3 separate regions of the Homo sapiens genome follow, and all the other regions are linked to region 1. Evidence: chromatin contacts called from ENCODE Hi-C data. All regions are on one chromosome and are shown on one strand. Each heading gives the region's core, a stretch centred on a gene start or an enhancer-like site at or near the end of the contact. The rest is flanking DNA. Distances are from core to core; before and after follow the strand shown. Region 1 has its middle 130 kb from the start of LINC01375. Region 2 has its middle 52 kb from the start of LINC02653. Region 3 overlaps LINC02653 (long intergenic non-protein coding RNA 2653).

Evidence for each region. Hi-C counts contacts between places; a loop is a spot of excess contacts on that map. Pooled maps may share reads with other maps.
Region 2: a map of HCT116 shows a loop between it and region 1 (4-fold over the local background). The contact joins two enhancer-like sites. A Hi-C loop is called at or near these places in 1 of 168 maps with a recorded cell type or tissue (HCT116), 1 of 37 single-sample maps with no recorded cell type and 2 of 50 pooled maps.
Region 3: a map with no recorded cell type shows a loop between it and region 1 (7-fold over the local background). The contact joins two enhancer-like sites. A Hi-C loop is called at or near these places in 1 of 37 single-sample maps with no recorded cell type and 2 of 50 pooled maps.

The regions. Positions count from the first base shown.
Region 1 is chr10:90,085,563-90,089,562 of GRCh38, forward strand. No RefSeq gene overlaps it. Among named protein-coding and RNA genes, the nearest start is that of LINC01375, 130 kb to the left of the region's middle. RefSeq lists an enhancer at 770-1,449 and a silencer at 1,830-1,919. Within about 2 kb of position 1,854, at least 3 of the 41 ENCODE cell types and tissues checked have a DNase peak (open chromatin) inside an H3K27ac peak, as active enhancers do; they include HCT116, where a contact is called at or near this core.
Region 2 is chr10:90,590,797-90,594,796 of GRCh38, forward strand. No RefSeq gene overlaps it. Among named protein-coding and RNA genes, the nearest start is that of LINC02653, 52 kb to the left of the region's middle. Within about 2 kb of position 2,300, at least 3 of the 41 ENCODE cell types and tissues checked have a DNase peak (open chromatin) inside an H3K27ac peak, as active enhancers do; they include HCT116, where a contact is called at or near this core.
Region 3 is chr10:90,417,073-90,421,072 of GRCh38, forward strand. All of the region lies in intron 3 of LINC02653 (long intergenic non-protein coding RNA 2653), which reads right to left. Among named protein-coding and RNA genes, the nearest start is that of LINC02653, 120 kb to the right of the region's middle. Within about 2 kb of position 2,244, at least 3 of the 41 ENCODE cell types and tissues checked have a DNase peak (open chromatin) inside an H3K27ac peak, as active enhancers do.

The sequences.
Region 1 (4,000 bases), core at 604-3,103:
AGAGGGAAGGGGTTCGGAGGTTCTTACCTTCCAGAAAAGTGGGAAAAGGGGTTGGGGTGCAGAGATAAGAGGTTGGGGTGCAAAAATAAGGGATGGGGTGCAGAAATAAGGGGTAGGGGCATGGAAATAAGGGGTCGGGGCACTGAAATAAGGGATTGGGGCACAGAGATACGAGGTTGGGGTACTTGCCCTCCTCTAGAAAAGCGGGACTTGCCGCTAAGAGTGAAGGAGAAGGGGTTGAGGGGTACTTGCCCCTGCCCCAGGAAAGCAGAGAAGGGGTAGAGACAAGGAGAGAAGGGGTTGGGGTACTTGCCCCTTCCCCAGAAAAGCGGGACTTGCTGCTAAGGGTGAAGGACCAAGGCTGGCATCCCTGCGTGGTCTGACACCTTTGAAACGTGGGTGAATAATCAGAGAGGTGTCCCTCCAATGATTAAACACCAAGGGAAGGCTGCCTTCCCAGCCCGTGACCGGCACTGGAGTTTTGGGTGCACAGATAAAACGTATCTCCTTTGTCTCTCCCAGAAAATGAAAGGAATTGAAATTAAGAGAAGGGAGAGATTGACGAGTGGAAAGAAGAAAGTGGTTGAGGGACAGTGAGAGAGGTTGGAGAAGAGAGAAGAGGCCGCTTACCTGATTTAAAATTGGTGAGATATTCCTTGGGCTGGTCGATCTGAGGACCTGAGGTCATAGGTGGATCTTTCTCACAGAGCAAAGAACAGGAGGACAGGGGATTGATCTCCCAAGGGAGGTCCCCTGATCCGAGTCACGGCACCAAATTTCATGCGTGTCCATGTGAAGAGACCACCAAACAGGCTTTGTGTGAGCAACATGGCTGTTTATTTCACCTGGGTGCAGGCAGGCTGAGTCCGAAAAGAGTCAGTGAAGGGAGATAAGGGTGGGGCCGTTTTATAGGATTTGGGTAGGTAAAGGAAAATTACAGTCAAAGGGGGTTTGTTCTCTGGTGGGCCGGAATGGGGGGTGGCAAGGTGCTCAGTGGGGGTGCTTTTTGAGCCAGGATGAGCCAGGAAAAGGACTTTCACAAGGTAATGTCATCAGTTAAGGCAAGGACCGGCCATTTACACTTCTTTTGTGGTGGAATGTCATTAGTTAAGGTGGGGCAGGGCATATTCACTTCTTTTGTGATTCTTCAGTTACTTCAGGCCATCTGGGCATATCCAGATGCAAGTCACAGGGGATGCGATGGCTTGGCTTGGGCTCAGAGGCCTGACAATGACTTGAACCCCTTTAAAGAATTTAGGACAAAGTCACCACTCACCCCCTTTTGGGGTGTTTTGTTTTCTTTGTGGAGTTTCAAGAGTCATGGGCAAATTCTTTTTAGGTCTAAAGCTCTGTTTTCCTATATTGCATGATTTGACCTCTTTGGCTTTTGGAGTGCCAGAGATGACTTTTCACTGTGAGGGAATTTGACCTTGGCATGTATAATGGTGGATGAGAATTAGGATGAGAACAGGAAGTGGTCTTGGCTGTTTTGTTTTTCTTTTCTCTTTTAGGAAGTTGTTGTTTATGGATTCTAATTCTAGTTCAGAGATGCATTCTAAAGGGCCTTCTCTATTGCTTTTTCTTCCAAAATTAATCTTAATTTGATTTGTCTGTGAGCATTTGCATGAGGAACTCAACTGTTGTTTTCATGGGTTAATGAGAGACTGAGTTTTCCCAGTGCTAAAGAAAAAGGGCATTTGCTCCTTCCAGCCAAAAGGTACCCCTGGGTGACCAGGGGTCTTGTGGGAAAGTCTGGGGTGTTGATCCCCTACTACATGCTGTGATCCTGCAGGAAAATCCCCAACAAAAATTGATTTTAGAAAGTGAATCATCCAGGAAACGCATATAAGTTCTGAGACATGTAAGAAGGTGTAAATGACTCAGTGGTGACACACTGTGGAGCCTTGCCCACAAAAAGCACATATCAATCCACCACATGAAAACCATAGGCCATAGCTCAGTTCCTCCTTTTAAGGAAAAAAAAAAAAAAAAAAAAAAAAAAGAAAGAAAAAGAGCAGGAAACAAATAATCAAATAATGAGGAGAAAACAAGGGGAATGACCCCCTTTTGATCACTCTGTAGGTTTTATGGCACCTCTACTTGCCAGAGAAAAATGGAAGTAATATGGTCTTTGTGCACATTTACATTAGGGAAAAAGAGCCTTAAGGTTGACCCACACATTAAGAGTTCCTAGGTTTCCCTTTTCTCTCTTTTCTTTTCTGCCTGCTTTAAATCTGCTGTTACTTTTCTACTGAAATAAAAACCACTGTTTGGACTTAACAGTTTTTTTTTTTTTTTTTTGCAAGCTGACAAATTTGCATTTATCTGATGACTAAAGTACTGAAGTAAAAACAATAGAATCTTTGTGTGTATGTGTGTATGTATATGTGTACGTGTATATATTTGAAGGCCTTTATAAAAGACTTCTATAATTGTATGTTCAATTGGCAATTAAATTTGTTTTAATTTCCCGCTAGCCCACCAGACTTTCTACCTTATGATGCAAATTTTGCTATCTTATTTTTCACCCAGTTGTTTCCTTTAATATGCAAATTTAAGGCTATTAAGCTGACAACTGCCTAGGGTAAGATTTTTAAAAAAGGGAAAAAAAGAGGTCTTTGTGAATCTGTAAGACGCGCTTCTATCAGCATGCCTAATGCATCGGTATATTTATGTGTTGTGTACACAATGTTTCACTACTAAAATTATATAAAAGAGCTCTAATTAATTGGCTTAACAAATAATAAAAGTGCTTAAATCAGATACTAAAGAAAAAAGAGAACTTTTTCAAGTTCACCTGATTTAAGTAAAATCTTTAATAAATAAGCTGACTTTAAATTATTGGTAAAATAATATTAGAAATGTCTTAAGAATTTGCCAACATACTTTTTTTTGCATTTATTAATCACCCAATTTCATACTTATCCCTGCCAAACACTGTAAGGTGTCAAAATTTGGCATAGGGATTACAAAACTATACACCCAACCCAAAACAGAATGATCTTTGCTTGTGTAATCTTTAATAGATAAGACATTGATATTAGTTTAATAAAACTTGTTACATCTTTAATTTAGTAAGATTATCATAATTTTTTTTTTTTTTTGAGATGGAGTCTCAGTCACCCAGGCTGAAGTGCAGTGGTGCAATCTTGGCTCACTGCAACCTCTGCCTCCTGGGTTCAAGTGATTCTTGTGCCTCAGCCACCTGAGTAGCTGGGACTACAGGCACCCACCACCACACCTGGCTAATTTTTGTATTTTTAGTAGAGACAGGGTTTCACCATGTTGGTCAGGCTGGTTTTGAACTCCTGACCTCAAGTGACCCACCCACTTTGGCCTCCCAAAGTGCTGGGATTACAGACATGAGCTACCACTTTCAGCCGATTACTATAACTTTTAATCTTGTAGCTTTAGGCAGTCTAGTCCAAAGGCAATAAGGTTTGCTGTCATCTTTGTTACAAAGCTGAACTGTAAACTAAGTTCCTCCCAAAGTTAGTTCGGCCCGCACCCAGGAATGAACAAGGACAGCTTGGAGGTTAAAAGCAAGATGAAGTCAGCTAGGTCAAATCTTTTTTACTGTCTCAGTTATAATTTTGTAATGGTGGTTTCATAACTTAAAATAATGACTATCATAGTTTTCACAAATAATCTAGGTAAACAAAAGAAAACTGTGTAAATGTAATAGGATAAATACTTGTAGAGAAATTCATCATAATATTTGGGTATTTGCTAATGAAAATATAATTGTAGAAAAACATTCTAAAAAATAAAAAGTTGTGTCCTTTTAAAAATGGTGAACAATCTTTGTCTAATTCAAAGCTTATTTAAAGATCATGTATAAAACAAGGTAAAAGAAACCAGAAAATAAAAAAAAATGTAAAGAAAGTCATAAAAATAAACAGGTTTTTTTTTCTTTTCTTTTTTTTTTTTTTAGTAAGAAAGCTTAAAGATAAATAATTTCATTAAGAAAGAATCTTGTATAGTAAATTTAGTCCTAGAG
Region 2 (4,000 bases), core at 1,050-3,549, 510 kb after region 1:
GAGTTTTGTTTTGTTGTTCCTATTGCAATCAACTTACTGCATCCCATAATAAAGAACTCAGGAAAAACAGGAAGGATTCTGGTAAGAAAGGAAAAAAAGAACTCAAAAGGAAAATGAACAAACAGCAAAAAAAAGAGAAATATATTCTTTTAATTGAAGATATGCTTTAGACACATGATAGAAATGTCTAGAAAACCAGGAGCTCCTGTAAACATAGATGAGACCAAAATGTAAGTTGTTAAGAATAGAGATCTGGTGCAAGAGTGCCTGGGTTTTATCTCTGTATCTACCACTTACAGAAGGTTAGTTAACCTCTCTAAGGTTAATTTCCTCTTTCTGTAAAGAAAAGATAGTAATTGTATAATTTCACAGTGGTTTTGGTACATGCAAGACAATTTATATAAAGTCTTAAGTATAACATCTAAAATTATTTCAAACACTAAGTTAGCTATTATTGTTACTAATATTATCATTTGCACTAGATAGGATTCATATAATGAGGGCTGTTTTCCCTGTTATGCCTCTTCTCTTTGACCTTGTGCAAATCACTTATCTTCATCAAGCTCCAGTTTCATCTTCTGTAGACAGACACAATAACAGCAGCCCTACTTACTTTACAAAGTCCTTAGAAGGATCAAATGTGATAAAATAGTACAGAGTGTTTTGTAAACAGCACATCACCATTCTTTAATCACAGTCTTTTCTAATTCTAACCAGGTCTCATATTAATATATTAGTTAAGCAACTAAAGATTTCAAGGAGTGTCAGGCTGAAATCATCCTTAGCCCTTAGCTGGATGAAATGTGCATGTGTTTATGTGAGAATGGGCTGTGTTTTAATATCCTTCACTTATACCTTTTTATCTTCACTCACAGATGTTGAGTACCCAGTATGTGCTAGGCACTTGAGTTACAATGGGGTCATATAGTTGACAAGGCAGTCTGAGGCCCTGTCTGTTGCATACTTAGGTAAGCAGTTGGAAGTTGCATGTAGGAAGCCAGAGTGCACAGCGGGAGGACTGACGCTTATCTGGGAGGGGCAGGAAAGGAGATTGATGAAAATGACATTTGAGATGAAAGCTGAAGGAGGAGGAAGCATTAAAGACGCAAAGGGGAGGGAGTTTCAGCAGTGGGAAAAACTAGTACAGAGGCTCTGAAGGAAGAACAAATATGAAGCATTCAAAGGACCAAAGAAGACCCATATGAATGGGATTTAGAATGGAGGGTGGGGAGAGCTCAGAATTAAAGCTGGAAAGGTAGGCAAGGGTCAGGTCTAACAGACCAAGTCAGAGGTATTGACCTTTATTCTAAAGGCAATTTTTAAAATCCACAAGTTTAAAATAAAAATTAGCAGTTTGAAAAGATCACTGGCTAACACGATGGGAGGGGCAAGCGTGGATGCAGGAAAAGCAGTGAGAGCATGGGCTACTGTACTGGTCCAGGCAGTGACAAGGGCAGTTCCAGAAAGCACCAAGACAAGGGGGATAGAGATAAGTGGTCTGATTTAAGAAATACTCAGGAGGAGACAGCGCAGAACTTGATGCTGGATAAGCTGAGGGGTAGGAGAGGGAGATGTCAAGGCCAGCTCCTCTATTTCTGCTTTGAGCAACTGAAGAGAAAATGGACTTTGTCTCTGGCAACAAGAATGTAGTAGACAATGAACATGTTTAGTTGACTGTGAAGCATCCAAGTGAATGTATCAAGCCAGCAGTGGAATAGAGTGGCCCAGAATACGTAGAACTTTGAACCAAAGTGAGCTATATTTGTTTGTGGATAAAATCTGTAGAACTCAGGGGAAATGTTCTCTCTAATGAGGGACAGAGAAGAAATGACTAGCAGGAAATGGGTTTCTCTCCTGCTCAAAAGTCAGACACATTGAAGACAAGATCACTACTTTTAGTTCACTCCCCTCCCCTTCTCCATTCAAAAACTGTCACTGCTCTGATGATGTCACCCTTCTCCCAAATGTATTTATATGCACAAATGGGTGTTTATGAAGCTTTCAGATTCTCTTTACTGGTAGGGAACGTAGTTCCTTATCAGGACAACAAAGATTGACATTTGACAGACAGCAGGAAAAACAAGAATTAAAGCAGCAAGGCTTTCTAATTCCCTCTAAAATTATTGGCTTTTTCTTACAAGCAAGGCTGCCAGAGTTTGCAATTGTTCAGAAATTGCAGCACCGAGAGAGTCTTCTGACTGCAGCACCATCTCAGAAGCTTTTTTTGCCCAGGCCAGCCTATGCCCACAGCTGCATTTCTCACTTCTTCTCAACCAGCTCCTCTCACCCACCTCCTCTGAGCTAGTCGCTCATGACCCCTGGGGGCCAGCTAGTGTACCAACAAGAAGCCTAGAAAAGCTTAGGGAAAAGTCTGTGGTTAATGCTTTCCTTATCCTTAGCCCTTCAACTAAATACTCCTGTGTGATGTCAGGCTTTGCTTTTACTAGATTTGTATTTATTGACAATTTGCTAGAGTTTACTTAACTGTAACCTGAAATAATGTCCCTTTCCTCCTAGGATTTTCTTTGGGAACTTAAACAAAATAACATATTCATCATAAACAATAGATGAATAAAAAGGAGATGCTTTTTTCTCTATTTTAGAGTACTCTGTAAAGTTCATGGAACCATCTGAATCAGCATCACCTGGCAGGCTTATAGCAGATTTTAGGCCAGGCGTGGTGGGTCACACCTGTAATACCAGCACTTTGGGAGGCCAAGGTGGGTGGATCATTTGCAGTCAGGGGTTCGAGACCAGCCTGGCCAACATGGCAAAATCTCACCTCTACTAAAAATGCAAAAATTAGCCAGGCGTGGTGGCAGATGCCTATAGACCCAGCCATATGGGAGGCTGAGACAGGGGAATCACTTGAACCCAGGAGGTGGAGGTTTTAGAGAGGCGAAATCATGCCACTGCACTCCAACCTGGGTGACAGAACGAGACTCTGTCTCAAAAAAAAAAAAAAAATCAGATTCCAGAAGCTCCTTCCACTCACATACAGAGCCCAGATTTGTACAGTGCAAGATAGAATCTTATTTCCCCTTGGCCTAAGGAGCCATTTCTACCTGTGTACTGCAAACACTGAAAAACCTGGACACTTTTGGTCTGAGATGTGCATTTCTCAACTTCAGCTTCAAATTGGATTCACCGGGGGAGCTTTGTAATGACACTGATGCTCAGGGCTTCAATCAGACTAATTAAATTAGAACTTCTGTGCATGGGGCCCAAGCACCAGTACTTTAAGAAGTGCCAGGTGGTTCTGTAATATAGCCAGAAATGAGAACCACTGGTTTCTATTTTACTTACTAAGTGTATTAGTCCATTTTCATACTGCTATGAAGAAATACCCAAGACTGGGTAATTTATAAAGAAAATGAGGCTTAATGGACTCACAGTTCCACATAGCTGGGAGGCCTCACATTCATGGCAGAAGGTGAAGGAGTAATAAAGGCACATCTGACATGGCAGCAGGCAAGAGAGCATGTGCAGGGGAACTGACCTTTATAAAACCATCAGATCTCATGAGACTTACTCACTATCATAAGAACAGCACAGGAAAAACCCACCCCCATTATTCAATTACCTCCCACCACCCTCCCACAACATGTGGGAATTATGGGAGTTAAATTCAAGATGAGATTTGGGTGGGGATACAGCCAAACCATATCACTAAGCTACTTGAGAATTCTATCACTGCTTTAAAATCCATTAATATGTAGCTACTCCCCTTCTCTTTCACTGGCAGTCAGTCAGCCTTCTTCCATCTTGGATACCTATCTCCTTTTTAGTATTAGAACCTTTACAACATAGAACAAGCTAATTGCTCCACCCAATATTTACCTATAAATAGCACTGCCCTATTGACATTCTCCTGCTTAGAAATTCTGAGTGCATTGAGGCCACTATGAGACAGGGTTGGATCTGGGAGATAGTCTTGACCCCCCAGCTTCAGGAGAGCAGGTAGAGTCTCCTCCTCCACACGCTGACCAGGTAGACATTG
Region 3 (4,000 bases), core at 994-3,493, 330 kb after region 1:
GCTTTTTTTTGTAAAGGAGAAGAGAGTACATATTTTAAGATTTGTGGGCCATATGGTCTCTTTTGTAAATACTCAACTCTGTCATAGTCCAAAAGTAGCCATAGAGAATATGGAAAAGAAAGAGCATGGCTGTGTTGCAATTGAACTACAGTCATGCACCGCATTACAAAGTTTTACTCAACAACAGACCACATATACGACAGTGTTTGCATAAGATCATAATAGATCTGAAAAATTCCTGTTGCCTAATGAGTCGCAGCCATCTTAACATTGTAGCACAATTCTTTACTCATATGTTTGTTTTAATATTGGTGTAAATGTGAAAGGAAAATAAACCTGGGAGCCCCCAAATTACTAAGCCAAAGGGTGTCAGGCAAACCTGTCTCTCATTTTATTTTAAAATAACTACAAAGATTTTTTTTTTTTAAGCTACATACCTCCCTCACAATTTGCCCACCATGAAATTCCTTGTGAGCCTCAAGGTCTTCACCCTAAAACAGTTCTGTTGAATTTCACCCTGGCAATGTAAACTGATAGCTTATCTTCTCAGGGGCAGGACAAAGGACAGACAGAACTCAGAGTCATCTCTGCTCACCTGCATTATTGGATTGCTTCCTCTGCCCTATTGTTTATGTAAAAATGCAGATTCACTGAGTCAGACTAAGACACAAGTGACTATTCCTCTACTCTCCTCTTACATGTAAATTTTATATTCAGTGAAAGGCTGATTAAAGACCCAAAAAGACCTAAAAGAATGCAAACTTTTGTCTCTTATTTACCTATGTCCTGGAAGCCCCAATTTCTAGTTGTCCCGCCTTTCCAGACCAAACCAATGTACATCTTACACATATTGATTGAGGTCTCATGTCTCTCTAAAATGTATAAAGTCAAGCTGTGCCCTGACCACCTTGGGCACATGTTCTCAGGCTCTCCTGAGGGCTGTGTCACGGGCCATTGGTCACTCATCCTTGACTCAGAGTAAATCTCTTTAAATATTTTACAGAGTTTGACTCTTTTCATCAACATAAACAAACCCATTGTGCTGCCAGTTGTAAAAAGTATAGGACACACAATTATGTACAGTACATAATACTTGATGATAACAAATGGCTATGTAAATGGTTTATGAATTTATTATACTATATTTTTATTGTTATTATAGAGTTTACTTCTTCTAGTTACAGGGAAAAAAAAAGTTAACTGTAAAACTGCTGCAAGTCGATCCTTCAAAAGGTATCATAGGAGATGGTAGCTCTATGTGCGTTATGCGTGGAAGACCTTCTGGTGGGATAAGATGTGGACATGAAAAACTATGATACTGATGATCCTGAACATGTGTAGCCCTAGGCTAATGTGTGTGTTTGTGTCTCATATTTAACAAAAAGGTTAAAAAGTTCAAAAAATAAATATATATATATATATATTTTTTGAGACAGAGTCTCACTCTGTCGCCCAGGCTGGGGTGCAGTAGCACGAACTGGGCTCACTGCAGCCTTCACTTCCCAGGTTCCAGTGATTCTCCTGCCTCACCCTCCCAGGTAGCTGGGATTACAGGCGTGTGCCACCACACCTGGCTAATTTTTGTATTTTAAGTTGAGATAAGGTTTCACCATGTTGACCAGGCTGGTCTTGAACTCCTGGCCTCAGGTGATCCTCCTGCTTGAGCCTCCCAAAATGCTGGGATTACAGGTGTGAAGCACTGTGCCCAGCCAATAAAATATTTTTAAAATAGAAAAAAGCTTAGAGAATATGAATATAAAGAAAATATTTTGTGCAGTTGCATGTGTTTGTGTTTTAACCTGTATTAGTACAAAAGAGTCAAAAAGTTTCAAAAAACTAAAAAGTTTACAAAGTAAAAAAGCTACTGTAAGCTGAGGTTAGCTTATTATTGAAGAAATTTCTTTTTATAAACATAGAGTAGCCTAAGTACACAGTGTTTATAAAGTGTACAATAGAGTACAGTCATGCCGTAGGCCTTCACATTCACTCGCCACTCACTCACTGACTCACCGAGAGCAACTTCCTCTCCTACAGGCTCCATTCATGGTAAGTACTCTATACAGATGTACCATTTTTTAATATCTTTTATACCATATTTTTACTCTACCTTTTCCATGTTTAGATACACACATACTTAACTTTTTGTTGCAATTGTCTGCAGTATTCAGAAGAGTAACATGCTGAACAGGTTTGTAGCCTAGGAGCAATAGGCTGTACCACATAACCCAGGTGTGTAGCAGGCTGTACCCTCTATAGGTTTGCGTAAGTACACTTAATGATGTTCACACAATGACAAAACCGCCTAATGATGCATTTCTCGATTGTATTCCCATCATTAAGCAACATATGACTGTACTTGCAAAAACAGATACAGGCCGCATCTGGTCTATAAACTATAGTTTGTTGACTCCTGCCATAAAGCCCCTTATCTCATATAGATAATACAGAAGAGAAACAGGATTTCAGAGAGCTGGCTTCCAGTTCTGTCACTGACCCTAATGGCTATGTTGTTTTAGACAATCTCCTTATCTCACTGCCTACTTGAACTATAAAAAGAAAAAGGTAAACACTAAGATCTCTTCCAAAGTCTAAAATCCTTAATTATTGATTACCCTAGATAATTCTCATAAAACCTCCTTTCTTAGGTTGTAGAACCTGGAAACAATTTCATCATCGCAAACCATTAAAGCTTATATTTAGCACATGGATCATTGTCATGGGATATTGGCCAATGAATATGAATAAAATTTCTTTATTAGAAAGAAGAAGTTTATGCTAAAAGGAAAAACTAGTTGGAAAAACTTTAATGGTACAGCGAATTTATTTTTGGCATTTCATATTTTATCAAGCTCCCATATTATGTTGAATGTATCAAATGTACTCAAATCCTTTCTAATTTTTTAAATATTTCATTCAAATAAGTATTTTATTAATGTGGCATCATTATTTCAAAGTTTTTACCCTACTTAATATAAAATATTATTTGGAAGAAGGAGTTAAAGTATTTAATGAAAATAAACATATAAATAGTTAGAAAATCAAATTAGCTGTCAACTATTCCATTAGAGACAGTGGTGGTTGTTATAATGCTTAAGGACAGAAAAGCTAATAAAATACATTAATTATAAATGTGTTTGAATTTTTAACACACATTTAATAAAATTTATAAAAATTAAACTTTTGGAAATTTTTCTTAAATACAAACAAAAGAAAAATATAAAATAATGAGCATTCCATCACAGAAATAGATCAAGAAATACCTGATGAATGTTAAACGTATTCTTTTATAAATGTGTACATTACATAAGGATTTGGATTTACCAAAGATAATTCCAGTTTTACAAGTTTATAAAGTCAAACTAAATTCTACTTCTTACTATGTTAACTGAAACACTTTAAAAATGTTCTATCTATCTGTAGTAGTGTCAACAATGAAAATGAAGTTAAAAATAAAAAAAAAGTTCTTTGTAGGCAGGATATAGCAGAGAAGAGTCAACAGGTGCTGAGACATGGATGAGAAAAATTTAAAACAATAGACTTTTTAATAAAATGTGAAGACATTTTTACAGATTTCCACAGATGAGGAACATTGCAAACCCAAAGTTCTAACTCACCTACATCATACAGTTGATTATTGGCAGAGCTGAAGCTAAAGCTTGTGAGTCTTAGTTCCTATTCTTGGGTTATTTCTACTCTACCACTTTCAGCCTATGTGGTGAAAAGTAACATGAAAACAGTAAAATGGCAAAGCCTAAATGTGCTATCAGCTGGAAATCAAGGCTTTCTTTGAGACAACCACAGAACTAGTCTAAGCATGCTGCCTGAAAGAGATGAAACGAAAGAAAGTGTGGGAAAATGGGAAATGCAAATAACACTAGGCAAAGAGAATATCTGGAATAATTACTTGAAACAACAACAAAAACTGTGTAAGATGAGAGGACTGTTTTATATACTCTCTTGAGAGCAAAAGAAATATAAGAGGTCTTGTTCATTCATGCAG